Regions from separate parts of the Homo sapiens genome. Here region 2 is linked to region 1. Evidence: chromatin contacts called from ENCODE Hi-C or POLR2A ChIA-PET data. All regions are on one chromosome and are shown on one strand. Each heading gives the region's core, a stretch centred on a gene start or an enhancer-like site at or near the end of the contact. The rest is flanking DNA. Distances are from core to core; before and after follow the strand shown. Region 1 overlaps PPARGC1B (PPARG coactivator 1 beta). Region 2 overlaps CAMK2A (calcium/calmodulin dependent protein kinase II alpha).

Region 1 (6,955 bases), core at 3,717-6,216:
AATTAATATATCCATCACCTCACATAGCCATGGTTAAGTTTCTGAAGTCTCTTTTAATCTACAAAGTACTCCTTCCTTTTTTCCATTGTCATCACCTTGCAGAAACAGAGTCAGTTTTCCCACATTCTGTATTTATCTGTTTGTTTCTTTGTGGCCGCATGTAACACATTCCTCTGTCTCATTCTAATAAATGGACATTAGCTCTAGAACTTTTCTTCCTTCCACACTGAATGTTATGCAGAAACTAATATATTAAAACAGTTGCTTTGAGGAGAGGGAGCCACATGGTTTCCCCAAACGGTAAACCACTCATCTACTGTAATCTCTCTTTTTAGACACATGAGGAAATTGAAGGCCAGTGAGAAGACGGGGCTGGGCCAAGTTCCTGGCACAGTTCCCTGGCTTCCCTCCAGGAGATGCCCAGGATCACAGAGAACATAGTGTACAGGGCAGCCACATCCTGGTGGCCTCCACAGTAGATCAATCTGGGCTCCTGACGCATGGGCCCTGCTCATGTTTGCAGGTGGTGATGTCAATAGAGAACTGGGTCTGGAACTTGCATCTTTAAACTCCCAAACTAGATGTTCTGCCCTGCTGCAATGCACACCCTGATAGCAGTGGTCTTTAAGCAGAGGCCTGTCCTAAGAACATCACGTTTGGTGGTTACATGGCAGAGTAGCAAGGAGAAATAAGTGTCACTCAGGAACACACGGGCATTGATGTTGCTGGTCCTGACTCTGCTGCCATGTTTCTGAGTCCCTTCGGCAGGTTCCTTCTGCTCCACTTCCCAGCCTTCCCAATCTGTCAAAAAAAGGTCAAGATCCTTGCAGTGCCTCTCTCAGAGGACTATGGTTAGCACCAAATGAGACTGAGCTGAATGAGGATCACAGCTGATGCTGATTAAGTACTTACCATGTCCTAGGTACTGTGCACGATCTAATTTCATCCTAACAACAATACTCCAAGGGAGAAACTGTTACTAGCTCCATTTATCACATGGTGAGGAGCAGACTTAGAGAGGTTAGAAAACCTGCCCGAGGACACCTAGCTGATAAGCGGTAGAGCCAAGTTTCAAAGCCAAGCAGCTTAGGCCAGGCGTGGTGGCTCAATGCCTGTAATCCCAGCACTTTGGGAGGCCGAGGTGGATGGATCAACTAAGGTCAGGAGTTTGAGACCAGTCTGGCGAACATGGTGGAAACCCTGTCTCTACTAAAAATACAAAAATTAGCTGGGTGTGGTGGCGGGTGCCTGTAATCCCAGCTACTTGGGAGGCTGAGGCAGGAGAATCATTTGAATCCAGGAGGCAGAGGTTCCAGTGAGCCGAGATTGCACCATTGCACTCCAGCTGGGCAACAAGAGCGAGACTCCATCACAAAAAAAAAAAAAAAAAGCCAAGCAGCTTGACACCAGAACCCCAGAACCCCAGCTTGTAAGCATTTTCCTTGTACCATACTGCTTCTGCAAATCAGGTTTTATTGTTGTTTTTAAAGAACATAAGAACATAAAGGACCTTTGAGTTCAGCTAAGCAAATTGTTTCATATTTGGGAAAACCAGGGACCAAGGAGGTGGTCTGCCCAATTCACACAATACAGAAGTGGCAGAGATGGGTCCCAAAGGCAGGTCTTGAGGCTCTGCATCTGCCATCCTATTCCTTGCACTACGGGTAGGATCTACTCAGGAATTCCTGACTGATGGGGCCAGTGCCCTGCAGTGAACGGAAAGGCAGGCCTGTTCTCCTGAAGCTTACAACAGATGGGCAACAGGTACTGAGCCCTCAATCACACACATATTCTCATCACACCAGAGAACTCTGCCCCTAAGTGGAAACGTTCCTATTAATTTTAATGGGAAAAAATCATGATGTGTTCCCTTGCAATCAAAGAAATCCAAACAATCTTTACAGATGGGGAAAATAAATCACCTGAACAAGGAGAATATATGTATGAGTTTGTATGAGTTTATGTAATAAATAGCAACCTGAAAATAGTTTGCACATAACATAAAATGTAATCATTCATTGCACCTGTTCTTATTTTATTTATTTATTTTGAGATGGAGTCTTGCTCTGTTGCCCAGGCTCTGTTGCCACGACCTTGGCTCACTGCAACCTCCGCCTCCCGGGTTCAAGCGATTCTCCTGCCTCAGCCTCCCGAGTAGCTGGGATTACAGGCGCCCCTCACCACGCCGGGCTAATTTTTGTATTGTTAGTAGAGATGGGGTTTCACCACGTTGGCCAGGCTAGTCTCGAACTCCTAACCTCAGGTGATCCGCCCGCCTCAGCCTCCCAAAGTGCTGGGATTACAGATGCGAGCCACCGCGCCCAGCCTGTTCTTGTTTATATATAATTCTCTTTGCCAGTGTTTCAACCCTTTGGGGCTTATGGGTGTCTGGCATTTAAAAATAAAGTTAAAGCACAAAAAACAGCTTTAGGGCAAAATACAGGCTAACCCCTTTGAGACGTGAGGAAATAACACACAGGCACGCAACTGAGAGTCTTGGAAGATGCCACTTCCTCACCCTACTTGCTGGAAGTACACAAAGGAAAATGTTCTGAGCTCATTCAATTACCGCACACAATGCAGGCCTGCTCTCTATGAGATCCTCTGACCAGAAACCATTTTGTAATTACAAATTGATGAGTGTTTTGCCTGGAACCACAATGCCAAAATACCTCCTACAGTGCATTTATTCAATGTGCTTATGTGAAAGTTGATATACCAAAACAAGGAAGTCTTTGTTCAGAAAGTGGTATAGCTTTATAAAAGTCAGGGCAAAAAGTCGTTCATGGAACAGCTGTTATGTGAGATGAGTCTGAATGGTTATTTTATTTATTTATTATATTTTATTTACTTTACTTTTTCAGAGATGGGGGTCTCACTATGTTGCCCAGGCTGGCCTTGAACTCCTGGGCTCAAGTGATCCCCCACCTCAGCCCCTGTGCCTGGCACGAATGGATATTATGAACTGTGAAAAGTGCTCTGAAGGAGGGAGAAGTGTGGTGAGGTGAGGAGCAGACATCATCCGGGGTCTTATCTGAGAAGGTGACGCTGAAAACTGAAATCTCTTCCCCATTTAGTGGTCAGAGTGTCCCTCAATGAGCTCCCAGGACCAACAAGGAAAAACACACATGGGCAAAGCTGTGGGTGGTATTTTGTTTTTAATCTCCATAGTGTATTTGTTAAGTTTATTTATAAGCAGATCACTTCACTATTTACAGTACATGAGCATAGAGATTCTACAGTTTCTGTGATGTAAACAATAACCCCACAGTGGGAGTTTGAGAAAAGAAGCCAGTTCTGAAGTATTTACAGACATTAAAATAGAACTTTATACTCACAGAATAATAATACATAGAGCAATTTGGTTAAATTATCTAGGAAACTATAGAATCTGACAATGTACAAATACAAGAAAACATTTTCTCATTTAGAAGGTAAGACAGAGAAATCACACCAGAAATAAAATAGGGACGATGACAACCACAATATGTAAAAGCAAAGAAGGTTTCCTCCTTGCCTCTTACGGATAAAGTATTTATATAAATAAGGACACAACCCAACAAAATGGAAAAAATATATAAAAATCCTCTACCAATTAAAAAAAATAGCAAAACTAAAAACTTGATTCTCAATCATTAGCAGTGTCCTTTAAAAAATTAAAATTTAGCTTTCTATTATAAATAACAAAGCAGATGTGTCCCTCTGTGTAGGTGAAATTCTTGCACCTTTCTCAATAAATGCATCAATGTAATTCCACACACACACACACACACAAACACACACACACAGGCACAGACGTGTGTATGTGTGCACAGATACACACACACACACCCCCACCACAAACACAGCCTTACACTCACGCACTCAGGCCGTAGTTACCTTGTTAAGCTTCCTAATAAATAATGCCCCCTACAGTAGTACCCCCGGGGATGACAAAACCTCACAGGTTTAGCCATTCCTTGGTTTGACCCTGTCGCAGAGTCAGGGAAAGCCCTGGCTCCTATTGCTCAGAATTCTCTAGGCTGTGTGGTCACACCAAGAGAAAATAATTTGAGTCCAAGATTTGGAAATGCTGGAAAGGACCATAGGGACCACCTTGCCCAGTTGATTAAGGCTGGCTACAGACACCTTCTTTAGAAACCTGGGGTTGGGGAGAGGGCTCGTGTTGGTTTCAACATTAGCAGCTGCCTCTGGAAGAAGCAGATGCTCCAAGCCAATGCTAACAACATGGCACAAGGAGGCGAGGGGGTGGGTGTGAATTCCAGAGCAGACTGCACTAAGCTGGACTTCTGGATGGTCATCTTCCCCAGAAACCATTTGGAAATCCAAGCAGTCTATTCCCCTGCTGCACATACCACCTTGTCCACGCTCCCCTTGAGATTTCCCACCTGTTTCCATTGGAATCAGAACATCCCTCAAGAAACAAAGTTGGGAATAGTTTATGACTTTTTATTCCTAACACAAAAACATTTGACAAGATTTTAAAAATACAAAATACAGAAACAAAAAATTGAACAAAAAAAACTATTTGGCTATTCGGGGATCATATCAAAGATCATGGCCAGGCCCCCCACAAAATCCTTACACCCAACTTCTTATCTTGCCTTGAGGGCAGAATTCGGACCACCCAGCAAAGGTTTACTTAACAAGGTCAGCAGCTGGGCTGCCAGTATTGCAGTTACAGTAAACCCTTCCCGGGCACCTGGACCTCTCCTGGTCCACTCCTGTCTCTTCTGCCCACAGGACAGCTAGTGCATTTCTCAGTTCTGCGTGAGAGTCTACTAAGTGGCTGCTTCTGGAGTCTTCTGACCCTAGTGTTGCACTGATCTCTGAACACAAAGGCAGTTCGTTCAGGCCATTATATTTCATTCCCAAAGTTCACGATGGACAGCAGGGTGGCCGAAAGGATTTATTTGCCTTCCATCTGGGTAGCTGGTGGAGACAACCTTTGGCCACTAGATGGCGACCGCATGTTGATAAGGCAAAGTGCTGAGGTGGAAACTGACCAATTCCCTTCACAAGTAACCAATGAGCAAGGGTGGTCAAGTGAAAAAGGAAGCTTTTGTAAGCCGCCTTGGAGACTCCTTTGACCAAAAATACAGCCCAGGGGGGTTCTAGTTATATAAACCCCTCTTTGAGGAGTTGTTGCACAGCCCAGGGACCGACCACCTATAAAACCTATTTTCCAAGCCCCAAATTTGGGCAGTTGGATTTTTGTACTCCTTCCGGATGTGCAAAGCATACTGATGAAACAGAGTATCTGAAAAGCTGTCCCCAGGAATCACGAAGGCTCAGTCACTGCTGCTATACCATTAAAGAAACAAAAAACAAAAGCTGCCCTAAACATATGCAGCGCGATCAATGCCTCCTGTTGCCCCATATGTTTTACAATCATTTGAAAGAAATGTGTGAAAAGCTCCTAAGCTGTTTTTCTTTAAAAAAAAAAAAAAAAAGTGTATTGCTAGTATTGTCTGAGAACAAGAGAGAAACAGCCAAATGGTCACAACATTCGGATTAACAGCTATCCAGTGGGGACAAAGACAAGGTTAATGTGAGATTTGACATCGTTACCTAGCCAAGTTGGGGGTTTAATTCCTTACTGTCCCCACTAGAAACTATGGCTTAGATCTGTCCCGGGGAGCTGGTCTTCTTGGATAAGGCAACTCAGCCAGGACACAGTGGGATTGAACCTACTGCTGGTTGGTTCTTGCAGAGAACCCTCACCCTGAACAGGAGCTGGGTCAAGTCAGAGAATGGAATCAGTTTCAAGGAGGAGTGATGGATTCCCAATGCTCCTGGTTGGGGATCTGAGCCTCTCAGAGGTGAAAGGGACTTTAATGCTCATATTCAACATTCTCATTTGGTAGATGAGGAAACAGGGGCCCAAGGTCACATAGCAAGTAAGAAACATTAGGGTTTCTGATTCTGAGATGGCTTACAGTTAAGTGACTTACTCTACAAACTCATTTCACTCAGCTGGGCTGTTTTCATCTTTCTGTAAAGGTAGGTACCAAGATCTAAACCCATGGCTCCCTGTTTCAAGGGCTTCCAACAAAAGGCCAGCAAAGGGTTGGCCCCAGCACTGGCTCTCCTGCTGCTGACATCTCCAAAGGCATCTCTGCTCTCTCCTACCTGACAGCAGCCCCATTCCCAAACTCCCTGTCCCAGTCTCTAGAAGATCACTTCACACAGCCAAAGGAGACTCGTATTTTCCAGTGTAGAAACACGGACCCAGGCTGAAGTGTTGGGGTTTTCTCAAAGTGCTTTTATTGTTTAATGCAAAGTCAGCCTTTGCCTACTTCCTGGGTGTCTTGTAGCCGGCTCAGGGCCTCCCCCATCCCATGGTGGTTCTGGGCCAAGGACACATCCATGCATGTGGGTTTCCAACTCTGCAGCTCCCCTCCATTTACCCGGTACCTCCAAACTTGACGAGCAGACCTGGAGCCCATCTGTGTGTAAAAACCCCTCAGGGACTAGGGGACTAACTTTGACATATTGCACATGCACTAGTTTTCTTCTTCCCCATTGGTAAGGATGACAGGGTCCCTCTTCTTTGGCCAGGGAAACCATGACATTCACTTTCTTTGCTGTTGTACATCCAATTTCTTTCCTTAATCATATCTGATGCTGGGATGTGGGTAACCCCAAACTGAAGGCAGCTGCTAAATCTCAAATGCTAAAAAAATACTGCAATTTTGACATCAGTGAGTCAGATCAATACATCCTCTGGGGCTGATTTTGCTTCACAGTTAGGATGAGCCATCTCTTAAGCTGCAGGCTCAAATGGGATTAACTGAACTCTATACCTGGGATGGGCCATGGACTGAGCTGTCCATGCAGAAGGACCAGGCTGTCCATGCCTTCCCTGCCCTTTTACTCACCACTGCACAGCAGCCCCAGTGGGCCTACTGCACATGTCTAGGAGAAATCACTCTAAGAAAACCAACAGGAACAG
Region 2 (7,482 bases), core at 2,271-4,770, 360 kb before region 1:
TGGCCTCTGTCCTTGGCAGAGACCTTGCTGCCCAGGCCCAGGGGCAGGCTCTTGGCCTGCCCCAGGCCCAGAGGGCTTCCCAGTAAGGCCCAGTGATCCCATTATCCCAGGGGCAAAACCACCTGTCCCCTTTTGAGCTGCCAGTTCCCTACAGCCATCCCCAGTCAAGGGTGAGGGTGTGGCCTTCACCAGGGGCTGCTGTAATTACCGAGCAAGGTCTGAGCTCTTCTTCAGCCTCAGTTCCCTCATTGGTTAAAAGGGTTCTTTGTTCCCATCCAGCCGATGAAGGAGCAAACGTCTGGCTATGTGAAGCCTAATTTACCTGCAGGAACTGGCAGGGATAGTCACTGGCTGGACTCCTGTTTACTTCTAGACCTGGTCAGGCTCCATCCCCTCCCCCACCTGCCCCTGATTCCCCTCGTCGGTGCCTGTCAACTGCTTTTCAGCAGTGGACTGCAGGGGAAAGAGCAGTGATTTGGGGTGAGTAGGCTTCAATTCCCAGCTCTGACCAGACTTGCTGTGTGACCTTGGGCAAGTTCCTTTCCCTCTTTGGAGCTTGGTTTCCCTGCCAGAGGAAACTGAGCTGGAGGAGCCTGAGGTCCTGCCTTTCATTGGCTGACACACCTCCTGTCCACTGTGTCACTCTCCAAGTGCCAGAGAAGTGGAGGCAGATCGCTACCCCAGGCTGAGATGGCCCCCACTGTGAAGGCCACGCCTGTGGGTGGGCAGCCACCTGGTGCCACCACAGGGCACCAGGGATGATCCTGATGTGGCAGGCAGGGGAGACTCACAGAAAAATCTGCCCAGAGCCTACCCTCACCAGACAAACTCTGTGCTCCTCCAAAACATCCTTTAGATGCAAAATAATAATAATAATAATAATAAATAAATAAATAAAAATCCAAACCCAAGTCAAAACCTTGGCTCCAGCATGAAAACACGTTTACAGGAAAGTGTTCTCCTGGGTTTGTGCCCACCATGGTGCGAATCCTGACCCAAGGCCTCCTGTCTCCCTTCAAAGGGAGACCCTTTTGGGGGATGAGTTTGCCAGACTCCCCGTGCTGGTTTCTTTGTTACTATTTGTTTGGGGTTTTGTTTTAGTTCTTTTTTTTTTTCTTTTCTTTTTTAAAAATATGTGGCTGTGAACTTGAATGAACACTGCTCAAACTTTCTGCTATTGGGGGGGGCGGGTGGGATGGGAAGAAGGGGCGTTTGTTTTATTCTTGGTGTTTTCAGTGCAATAAATAGCTACAAACTTCTGTGCACTCTGTGTGTCCCTGTCTTGGTCAAGCCCCTGAGCTGGGAGGTTTTTGTTAGTTTCCAGTTCCAGATCTGCCCCATGGCAAAATAAAAGTCCTGGTCTTCATTCTGATTGGACCAACTGTGGTCACATGCTCAAGGCTGAGCCAGTCACTGTGGGATTATGCCTGGACCACATGCCCCACCTGTAGAGCCAGGGATGGGGTCAGCTTTCTCCCAGGCACATGGGGGTACCCTCAACAAGAGCAAAGGGGTGGCTATGGGTTGCCTGAGCAGCCAAGAGCTAAAGCCTCTCTTGGGCCCTGGGGCAAGGTTCTTCTCCTCTGGGCCTCAGTTTCCCTGTACAATGTGGAGGTTATTCCACAAGTCCCCCACCCATTCTCTTCCCTCAGCCCAGCCTCACAGATGAGTGCTCAGGACTCACCATGCCAGAGAGTGCTTTAAAGAATGGGGAAGGGGAGGAAGGGTCTCTTTACCCATAAACATATGTCTGGACCTAGTGCCTGGGACACTTTGGTCCTTGGAGCCCGAGCTGCTGGCTTCTGGCAGGGCAGAGCCAAAGTGGTGATGCAGAGGCTTTGGCCACCTTCAGGCCACGGTAGAGTGGCCAACCTTCCCAGATACCTGTGTGAGATTTTCAGTGCTCAAAACAGGACAGCACCAGGCCAACCAGACAAGCTGGTCACCCATCCATTGCCCAGAGGCCTGGATGCCACGGGGCCAAGGAAAGGTGCCCATCGGAGCCCACAGTTCCCTCTAGACCATACTCCGGGTGCCTGGCACTCCAGAATCCCTGCACCAGCTGCCTTCCGGGTCTATCCTCACTGCTGGTGTGTGGAATGGCCAGGGGCAGTGTCTATAGGGAGTGTGCCCCTTGCACACAGGGGAGGACCTTCACAGTAAGAACACAGGCCAAGGCTGAGAAAAGCAAGAGAGGCTTGGGGGCTTCCATTTGCCACCTTTGCGGATGATGTTTTAAATTTGAATTAGATGCCAATAGTAAAAAATGAAGAGTTTTTTATTATTGCGGACATCACCGATGTCCTCAAGGGTTTAGTGGCAGGCGTCCTCCCAGCCCTGCCTTCACTTGCCCCAGTGGCTCCTGCCTGGCCCCTGCAGAAAGCTTTGAGGGCTTGGGTGGTCATTGTGTCCCTTCACCAGCAGGTGGCAGCACAGGAGCAGGTTTCAGGCAGTCCTTGGCCCTAGTACGTCTACCATGCCCTGTGAGATATCCTTTAACTCTCAAAAAGTACCGACTCCACTTAAAACACTATTATTATCTCACAGGAGAATGATGCTCTACAGTTCACAAAGTGCTTTCACAACACCTCTTGTCCTAGTTACAACAGTCCTATTTTGAAGATGAAAATGATGAGACTCAAAGGCAAAGAGACTTCTTGCAAGACTCTGACCAGTGCTCACCCCAGCCTTCTAACTCAGAGCACAGTGCTCTGTTCCCTCCAGGGGCCTCCCCTGCCCTGGTCGGTGCTGCCCTGTCCCTGGTCTCTGGACAGCCAGCGAGGAGTGACTGGGATTCTTAGGACCTCCTCCCCTTTTGACACTCTGTCCCCTTCCAGCTACTGTCTTCTCTCTCGGTTGTCTACACCCACAGTCTCCATACTCCAAAGGGCACTGCAGAGGGCCATTTCCCTTGCATTTTCCCACTGAGCGCACTGTGACACCTTCTCACCCTTCAGGACATGGCTCCAGCATCTTCTCTGGGAAGTTCCCTCACCCTCCCCAGCCTCCCCCGTCCCTGGGCTAGGTCCCTCCATGGGCTTCCACAATCTGCTCCACCTTCCTCACCACAGATCTCTGGTTTGAAGTCACCTAAGCAAGTTTCTGCAGAACTGTGTGCTCCTTGAAGGCAGGACAGCATCTTGTCCGTGCTCCGGATGTACGTGGCAGATACTGTCATTCTTGCATAGAGAAGACCCCTAGCAGATGTGCCCCTGGAATGAAGGAGGAGTGGAGGCTGTGTGGGCATGAGTATTCCACCCACCCAGAAATAACAACGGTTAACAGTGGGAACTGACTGAGTGCCAGGCACGCCCCACCTCTTTTATAGGTGCTCTCTCAATCTTCAGCATACCCCTCCACTGAGGGCACTACTATTCTCTTTATTCCGTTAATAAGAAGGTGCCCAGAGGAAAGGAACCCACCCAAGATGGCCCAGGGCACGAGGGAGGGAGGTGAGATTGAGGCTCTCAGCTGCTGTGAACACCTGCTTCCCACACCTGCTTCCCACACCTGCTTCCCTGGGGCATGCTGTGGCTGGGCTGGGCTCCAAGGAGGGCTCAGTGATAAGCTAGACCTGTCTCATGACTTCTGTCCCCCAAGAATCTCTGATGCCATTCCAGACAGTGAGAGACATGCAAAGAGCAAGAACTCAAGGAAGGCTGGGATGGGGGCTGGATCTGGAGGTGCAAAGTGTGCAGGAGCCCAGAGGAAGGAGAAGGAGAGATGGTGACTGGGCTGGATAAAACTTCGTGGGGTGCTTGATGGGATGGAGGCAGGGAGAGTGTGGAGGCCAGAGCAAAGGCTGGGAGCCCAGAACTGTGGCGGCAGGGTGAGCAGAACAGGCTTGGGAGGAGGCCATGGGGGCCGGAGGTGTCTAAGGGCTGAGTGAGCCCCGAATCTGCCATGATGTGGTGCCTTCTCAGGGCATGGGTTGTGCTAAATCTTTCAGGAAACATCCCCTGGCAGGTGCTGGGGGGTGTGCATAGGGCAGGGTGGGGCAGGTCCAGTCCCGTGGAAATGCCCTCTCCTTGTCCTTCCTCCTGGGACCAGCCCTGCCCTCCCTTCTCCACCCAGGGCCACCAAAGTCTCAGAGGCCACTTCCCTCAGGACGCCCTGGCCCAGCCATTCCTTCCCAGACCCAGGGCCTCAACTGGAGGTGGAGGGAGCTGGAGGGGGATGACTCCTTCCTTCCAGGAGAAAAGGGAGGACTGTCAGCATCCTCTCCCAAAGTGACCTTGGAGGAGTCACATCCCCTCTCTGGGCCTTCGTTTCCTCATATTACAATGACACTGAACCTGTGGGCCCCATATGTGAGAACTGAGCTGGCTGCTGCAGATTCACCAGGGAGTTTGCTAAACACACAGATGTTTTGGGCCCCACCCTCACAGAATAAGAGCCATTCTTCTGGGCAGGGGTCCAGGCAGCTGTAGTTTTAGTAAAAGCCCAGGTTTGGGAATTTGCATGGAGCATCCCTTCCCCCTCCCCGCATTGTCCCCACCCCGTTTCCACAGTCACAATGGCAGCCTGAAGATGCAGTTATCAGGGAGCCCCACCCCAGGCTTCCCACTTCCCTGTCCTCCCCTGACTCAGCTAGATCAATATTGACCATAGGCCCCTCCCCTGCCTCTAAGTCCTACCACCCTAAGCCCCAAAGCTCTCTGAGACCCTGACCTCGGATCAGCAGAATCAAGGTCAAGCCAGGCTTGGGACTGTGATGATTTTATTGCTGTGCCCACGCTCACCCTGTATCCCCCTACTCCTAGTGATTGGGCAGGGCATTTGGCTCACTGGAAAAACCTTCAGGGCTCTGAATCCTTAAACTCATTCTGCAAGAGAACTGAGACTTCCTTCCTACTAGGCAGAGCCAATCCCAATCCATCTCCGAAGAGGGGTGCTGCTCCCCTCCCTAGCTCCCGTGGCATGGTCCCCAGCAGAAGGCTGCATGGAGTGGGTGGGAGCAGAGAGCTCCCTTTTCCTCACCTCCCTCCACCAAGGCACCTCTGCAGAGCCCTCTGTCCTTGTTCAACCCACTTGTTTTATAGATGGGGACACTGAGGCTGGGTCCTCAGGGCACACAGATGGTGCTGGCAAGCCTGGGCCTCCAGTTTAGCCTGTCCCTGGCTCCAGGCACACCAACTCCCAGCCTCTTTCTCCCCAGGCTGGTTGGAGGTGGGAGCTGAGCCTCAGTTTCCTTATCTGTACAAGGGAGAGCTGGCTAATGAGATGCATCCCATCTAGAGGGTTCCTGCATGCCACATTTTGTGCTAAGCACTTTGATCACATTTTAAAAATATGTATTGAGCATCTAATTTATCTCATTTAATCCCCTGCCAAGGGAAAGCTATTCTCCCCTTTCACATCTGAGAACACCGGGGTTCAGAGAGGTGAAGCAGCAGATTCAGAGGGGCCATGGAGCCAGGGTTCCACTCTGACCAGCAGATGCCTAAAGCCTCCTTGGCTCCTACTGCCCACAGTTTTCTTTTCTTTTTAGAGAAGGTTCTTAGCCTGTCACTCAAGAGATCCTCCCAGCTGGGTAAGGTGGCTTAAACCTGTAATCCTAACACTTTGGAGGCTGAGACAGGAAGATTGCTTGAGCCCAGGAGTTCCAGACCAGCCTGGACAACAAAGTGAGACCCTGTCTCTACAGAAAAAAAAAAAAAAAATTGCTGGCGTGGTGGTGTACACCTGTGATCCTAGCTAGTAGGGAGGCTGAGGTGGGAGGATCGCTTGAGCCTGGGAGGTCAAGGCTGCAGTGAGCTGTGATTGTGCCATTGCACTCCGGCCTGGCTGATAGAAGGAGAACCTGTCTCAAAAAAACTCCACAAAACAACAACAACAAAAGCAATCCTCCCACCTCAGCCTCCTGAGTAGCTGAGACTACAGGCACAAACCACTAAGCCTGGCTTCTAAAAAATGTAGAGATGAGGTCTTGGTACATCGCCCAAGCTAGTCTCGAACTCTTGGCCTCAAGCGGTCCTATGGCCTCTGCCTCCTGAGCAGCTGGGATTACAGGCACCAGCCACTGAACCTGGCTCCCTGGCTGCAATTTTCTAGGGTTGCTGCTCACAGAGCCTATGGACTTGAGCAGGAAAAGGCTTTCTTTCCCAAAACAAAAAGTGATTCTGAATGGGGGTGCTGAGAAAAGGCCTCCCTGTGGCCAGAGGGGGCGGGCTGCTGCTCTGTCCTGGGGGAGAAGGCCAAGGCAGCAGGAAGTCAGGCGGAGACAGAGCAGGGGGGACTGTTGGCCAAGGATCCGCAGACGGGCAGCCAGCCCTGGATGCCCTTCCAGGGCAGGACCAGCTTCAGCGAGGACTCAGGCCCCAGAGGGAGTGGGCTGGAGCTCAAAGAACCAAACTTTCCATGAGCCACCAGCAAAAAATGAGTCTGGAGGAGCCTGTCTACCGCAGACCCTGGGGCTCAGCAACTAAGGGTCACGTGGGATTCTGAGGGGCCTGCAACTGTCTTAACTCTTTGCTGGATATCCCTAGAGCCACCCAAGAACTGTGTTCAGTTTGATGCTTCATGGTGCAAAGCTGTGAACCAGCCTTGTGGAGTCACTGGGGCGACTGAGAGATGAGGAGAGTCCAGTCTCTGTCCTGGAGGAGTTGGTAGTGGGACAGAGATGGTAGACACAAGTGTGTTCCTCCAATCAATAAATGTGTATCACATGCCCACCAAGCCAATGGGTGATGCTGCTACGTGGTAGGAGCTGTCATTGCCCACATTTTACAGGTAAAAGAATGAGAGCTTAGAGAGGTTAAGTGACTTCCCCAAGACCACACAGCCAGGGAGGAAATAAATCCAGATCAGTGTGGCTGAGCAGCCTGAGGCCTCTGCACCATGCCCTGCTGTGGCCCCAAAGCACTCTGGGGTCCAAGGAGAGTCTTCACTATGTGGAAACAAAATGCACTGTCTCAAAAGGATGTGAGTGCCCTGGGCAGGCAGGGCTGGGCTGTCAGGACTCACCAGATGTCGGGCTGAGTCAGACCCCCTGAAGATTCTAGGCGTCCACATCTGGTTAGGGAATTGAGGAAGGCTTACAGGGGAGGGTATATTTAGGAGGGACTTAAAGGATGGCTAGGATCCCAACGGGTGGGCGGGAAGACACTGGATCAAGGCGGAAGGCCCTGCCTAAGCCAAGGTTGGAAGGCAGGACAGCCGGGACCTGCTCAGGAGCATAAGCTGGGCTGGGGTGATGGACAGGAACACAGGGCTCAGGGCCCACTGAAGACCAAACACTCAGGTAACCAGTGTGACCCCTGGAGCCTGTTGACCCTCACTTGGCCTCGGGAATATGGCTGACCTAATGGTGTGGGTAGGAGCCCCTGCCCCTCCACTGCCTTCCCTCCTTCCCCGCCACAGAGACCACACGTTGGCAGTGGCTGTGTATAGCCAGGCTTCTCATCTCAGCATTTCCTGGTGCCCAAGGGCACCCTCTAACAAGCCCCAGAACAGGAATGAAGGGCCCCGGGGCAGCCTACC

What was found. A loop is a pair of places that touch in the nucleus more often than their neighbours do. ChIA-PET counts read pairs that join two places held with the same protein, here RNA polymerase II (POLR2A). Pooled maps may share reads with other maps.
Region 2: a map of mammary epithelial cell shows a loop between it and region 1 (6-fold over the local background). The contact joins two enhancer-like sites. A Hi-C loop is called at or near these places in 3 of 168 maps with a recorded cell type or tissue (chondrocyte, heart left ventricle and mammary epithelial cell), 1 of 37 single-sample maps with no recorded cell type and 10 of 50 pooled maps. POLR2A ChIA-PET finds 5 or more read pairs at or near these places in 1 of 52 experiments (GM12878).

The regions. Positions count from the first base shown.
Region 1 is chr5:149,851,207-149,858,161 of GRCh38, reverse strand. It overlaps PPARGC1B (PPARG coactivator 1 beta), which reads right to left. Exons shown (of 12, transcript NM_133263.4): 12 at 3,140-6,955. PDE6A (phosphodiesterase 6A) reads left to right here. Exons shown (of 22, transcript NM_000440.3): 22 at 1-209. Among named protein-coding and RNA genes, the nearest start is that of PDE6A, 90 kb to the left of the region's middle. Within about 2 kb of position 4,966, at least 4 of the 41 ENCODE cell types and tissues checked have a DNase peak (open chromatin) inside an H3K27ac peak, as active enhancers do.
Region 2 is chr5:150,213,274-150,220,755 of GRCh38, reverse strand. CAMK2A (calcium/calmodulin dependent protein kinase II alpha) reads left to right here. Exons shown (of 19, transcript NM_015981.4): 19 at 1-1,265. Among named protein-coding and RNA genes, the nearest start is that of SLC6A7, 27 kb to the right of the region's middle. Within about 2 kb of position 3,520, at least 2 of the 41 ENCODE cell types and tissues checked have a DNase peak (open chromatin) inside an H3K27ac peak, as active enhancers do.